Linked DNA regions of Homo sapiens: region 1 is linked to region 2. A link is a loop called in an ENCODE intact Hi-C map of the cell type or tissue named here. Cell type or tissue: heart left ventricle. All regions are shown on one strand.

What was found. Hi-C counts contacts between places; a loop is a spot of excess contacts. Peaks named below come from ENCODE experiments on the same cell type or tissue, not always from the same donor. Only the 100,000 strongest peaks of a DNase experiment are listed, where the experiment ranks them.
Region 1: it touches region 2 in a loop (4-fold over the local background); 3 of 110 quality-filtered maps call a loop at or near these places.

Annotation. Positions count from the first base shown.
Region 1 is chr1:99,661,642-99,664,141 of GRCh38, forward strand. PALMD (palmdelphin) reads left to right here. Exons shown (of 8, transcript NM_017734.5): 2 at 678-758. Among named protein-coding and RNA genes, the nearest start is that of PALMD, 17 kb to the left of the region's middle. In heart left ventricle, no CTCF peak of the experiment used is centred here; a DNase peak (open chromatin) is centred at 1,110; H3K27ac peaks cover 2,500 bases.
Region 2 is chr1:99,531,376-99,533,875 of GRCh38, forward strand. No RefSeq gene overlaps it. Among named protein-coding and RNA genes, the nearest start is that of LINC01708, 45 kb to the left of the region's middle. In heart left ventricle, no CTCF peak of the experiment used is centred here; no DNase peak of the experiment used is centred here.

The DNA of each region.
Region 1 (2,500 bases), 130 kb after region 2:
ATATTTTCTTAAAAGTACAACCTTTTTGTATCAGTAGTTATGCTTTCTGGGTTGTCCGAGGTAATGTAATTTAAACTTGGTGAAAGATACAACATATCTTCATGAGTTTTGTTTTACCTGAGCTAAAAGCCTTCTTAGTGTTAAGAAGCACTATCTAAACTATTTTCCTCTATCTTCCCATAGCAGGCTATGCAAGGAGGAAACAGTCCCAATTTCCAACTTCCTAGTTTTCTAACGATCCATAGGTTGACCTGTTTTTCCACATAAGGAGTCCTTTCACCCAGAGGCTTCTTCAACCTTGGACCAGGATCAGTCTCTCTTCTCACGATGTTTCCTCACACCTATTTCACAACTTGTCTCTTTACAATTCACTTTTTCTATTACATCACTCAGTAGGTCAATCTTGCTAGACTAATGGGGAAGAAGGAAAAGGGGAGTGAAGAAGGATGTTTAAGCCCTCTTTGAAAAAGTGCCTTTTCATATTCTTTCCCATAAGGAAAATGCTTCAAATGTCTCACTTCGCTCTCCTTTGCTTTGAAATAGGAGTTTCCAAAGCAGCTTCACACCAATGCCAAAAAAATATCAGTAACGGGCCATTCAGATAGTGACAACAACCCCAAGGAAACATAATTAAGCAAATTTTAAAAATAAAATATACTGGAACTTTTTTATTTCAGGATAAAAGAAAAATACAGGAAGAAATCTCACAGAAGCGTCTGAAAATAGAGGAAGACAAACTAAAGCACCAGCATTTGAAGGTAATTTATGGCTTTAATTTCATTTCAATGATTTTGTATTCAAAAATTCTATTGGTACTCAAATTTCAATAGTAAAAAAGCTTTAGGAAAGAAAAAAATTTCAAGATAGTTTGACTAACATTGTAATAACCATAGGGGAGGCCAACAAGCTAGTAACATTTGCATATGAGATTAATACCTTCTAGCAAACATGTGCAAAGTTGAACACATGGTTTTATTACTTTTATCCTTTATAACTGAGTTTCCCAATTTTCTTGAGCAACCTTGAGAATTCAGCCTTGAGAATTTGGCCCTGCTCGCAGTCTTGCTTAACATCCCTAGGGAGTGGATCCAGCTAGGAAGTGCCTTTTGAAATCAATGAAAGGCCAGTCATTCCCCCGGGGGTGCAGAACAGTGTCTGGCCTGGTCAAGGATGCTTGTATTTAAAAGTTCAGTGCAATGAGTCCAATGTTGTTTGAGTATGCTTCGGGTTTTTGTTTTATTTTGTTTTGACAGAACATGAGATCATAACCAGAAATAACTTTCCATGTTTAAAATCAGATTTTACATCTTTCACTGGGTGTGGCCATTTTGTAATTAAAGCACATTGAGTTTCAACATTTTATTACTTAGCTTAGTGACAGGATGCAAGCAAATAACAAACAGCAGCTCCTTGTGAAAAGGCCCAAGCAGGAAACTACTTATCTGACAGGGCTGCTATCAATAGATTTAATGAATCCCCTTAATGATACAAAGCTGCACACTCAAGGGGTCTACAAATTTAAGTTAAACTTGCTGAATGCAACTGACTTCATTTTTCTAATGGAACAAGTACCTGCCTCTGAAAAAAAACATAATTTAAGATTCCAATTAGCCTCATTCTCTGGATTCTGTTTGCTTCTTTGCTTCTAAACAAGTTGACATTTCCGATGTTTGATGGATAATTTCAAAGCACAGTTAGTCTGCTCCCCTTCCAATATGTCACATTGAATTTACATGAGTAGTATACATAGTCAAGAAATGTAGTGTGTACTCCTAGGAAATCAATGAAATTTAAAAAAAAAAAGTTCCAAGTTGTTCCAGTGCAATTCAAATGAAGTCAACAGTCAAATCTAGAAAGTTTTTTAGATAGGCCATTTCTCACTCCAAAACCAGAGGTCATTTGCTCTCCTTTCCTCTCTCTCTCTCTCACACACACACACTTGCACAATTTACACACACACAATCACACACACAATACACACAATCTGGATCTCCCAATGAACTACTTCCTGCCTCTGAGTAAAATGATAGCTCTCTAGCTATCCTTGAGAATGGGCAATTGTTATCCTTGCAGAATGGGTAGCCACAAAACAGTGGAGCTCACAGTAGAAGAGAAGATTTAAATATCCCCTTAGTTCGTTCTAGAAGTAAGTTTCGCATGAGAAGCCTGACTCACTGAAAGGTCCATTTCTGAAGTAGCACCTCATTCCAGCACTTGCCAAAAACAGTCTGGAAAGTAGTAGATGATCTTCCTTATTGGTTTGCTCTCCAGAACACAGGAGACCTCTCCTGATCCAATCCAATCAAAACATTTATCATGTTTTGGACTGCCATATACAGTTGTGCAGATTGTGTACTGCACAAAGGTACCTGAAATGATGGTGCTAAAATCTTGTCCACATTCCTTTGCCAGTCGTGCACTCTGGTTCAGGGATGCTTATACCTGGAGCAAAAGGTTTCAATTTTCTCTGCACAAAAGTGCTATCCACTTTCCCAAGCTG
Region 2 (2,500 bases):
CTCTTACCTTCTAATAACAATTCTTTGAGAAGGTTACAAATCATCCTTATCAAAATTGAAACATGAAACATTTTTATCAATGTTTATCAAGGTTTATAAATGTTTATCATTGTTTATCAATCATCCTTATCAAAATTGAAACATGATTTTTTTAAGTGGAATCATATCAATTTGTTATTTATTAGCTACTCTAGTAAAATATTTGCTCTTAGTGAGAGATTGAACCTTGTGTCGTGACTAATTGCGGTTTGAGATTGATTATTGGTAGATGCCATTATTCATTATATCACTATGGTTAATAAAGGTAATTCATAGTTTTCTCTATTTTAAAGTACTATTTTTAAACATCTGTAAATGTCATAGAACTTCTTTGACCTCTACTCAAGGTTTCATATTGCATCACCCAAGATAACGATTTATTTAATCTTAAAGTGCTCCAAACGACAATGCATTTAAAATACTAAGTTTTTTTTAGTTCTGCAGAATGACTCAATATAGACAATCTGCCTTGAAAATAATTGTTCAATTTAAAGATTTTTGCAAAAGGAGGCAATCATTTCAAGCCTCTTCAAAGTAAGCACGAGATTCCCAGTCCCCACTTTGAAGGCTGTAGTAGAAATAGATAGTTGGAAATGTAGCCAGTGATATTTTTCTATGTTAGGGATTGATATGAACAAACTGTCTTTTTATTTTTATGGCCCTTGGAGATATTTCTCTTCAGCTATAGAGAGCTTTGAACCCTGCCATAATTGATCCATTTCTTCTACTTTCTAAGGAAAGCAAACATCAACAGAATTCTGCTTGTTACTCCAATAACCATGTATGTTTTTCAGGAGCAGCACTTGCTCCAACATTCCTCTTAGATCTGTATGACACAGTGAACTGACTTCCTAACAAGCTGGCCTCTTAATTTCATCTTGCTCTGAAAGTAAAGGAATAATGAGCTCAGTGATGCTGAAGCAACACTCCCAGCCTCCAAGAAGAAAACCTTAGTGCCCATTCTGTCACCAGCCGACTGGGAGCAAGACTAATGAATTTCTGCCACAAAGAAGTGTTTGCTCCCATGTAAGACTAAGTCCTGATCTTTAAATTGTGACAACCCTGCCAAGCAGCATAGCAATCAGCTGATGAAAGGATATGTGTTTGTTTGGTTTTTGTTTTTGTTTTTCTAAATGCTCCATGTAGAGAGAATGAAAAGATTAGGAGAGCTGGAAATAACCATCCATTTCTCCCATCTATCTTGCCAGTTTTCTGACATGGCAGGGCTACATTTACTTTTACTTATTATTCCTTTTGCAGTCTTTCTTCTGGCCCCAACCATTACCCCAAGAGTCATCAGACACTTTCTACTTTTCAGATCCAGTGGTTTCTTCTTAGTTCTTATCTGCCTCAGGCTCTGACATGTTTGACAATATATCTTTAAAAACCCCTCTTTTCTGTGGCTGCCCTCTCCTTGTTCTTTTCCCTTTCCTCTCATTCCTGCTCTACATTCATTCCCCAATAAGGGATTAGCACACAGGCTAATTCTTTGGGATGCAAAAATATTCTACCTTCATGTAAATCAGTAGAGAGGATGGTATTTAAGAATCAAATAGGCTGGGCGCGGGGGCTCACATCTGTAATCCCAGCACTTTGGGAGGTTCAAGTGGGTGGATCATGAGGTCAAGAGTTTGAGACCAGCCTGGCCAACATAATGAAATCCCATCTCTACTAAAAATACAAAAAATTAGCCTGGTGTGGTAGTGGGTGCCTGTAATCCCAGCTACTTGGGAGGCTGAGGCAGGAGAATCGTTTGAACCCAGGAGGCAGAGGTTGCAGTGAGCCGAGATGGTGCCATTGCACTCCAGCCCGGGCGACAGTGAGAGACTCCATCTCATTAAAAAAAAAAAATCAAATAGGCTCTCAAAGAATGAAGTTCTCAAAGTTGACATATCTGAACCTGACTCCCAACTGTACCACTGCTATGGACTGAATGTGTGTGTCCCACTAAAGTACATATCTTGAAACCTAACCCCCAGAGTGATGGTATTAAGAGGTGGGGCCTTTGGGAGGTGATATGGTCATGAGGGCTCCACCCTCAGACATGGGACTAACGTTCTGATAAAAGAGACTGAGAGGCCCCTTGCCTCTTCCATCACGTAAGGACACAGCAACAAGGCATCATTTATGAAGCAGAGAGTTCTCGCCACACATCGAATCTGCTGGCACTTTGATCTTGGACTTCCCAGTCTCTAGAACTGTGAGAAATAAATTTATGTTGTTTATAAATTACTCAGTCTACGGTATTTTGTTACAGCAGCCTGAACGAACTACGACAGTCACTTACGACAGGCACATTACTTTATTTCTCTGAGCCTCAGTTTCCCTCATCTGTGAATACTGATCATAATAATGTTACCATTTTTTAGGTTTGTTTGAGAGGATTCAACTAAATATTTTTAAAATATTTATCACGTTCACAACACATTCACGTTTCAGTACAAAATACTATTATTATTAT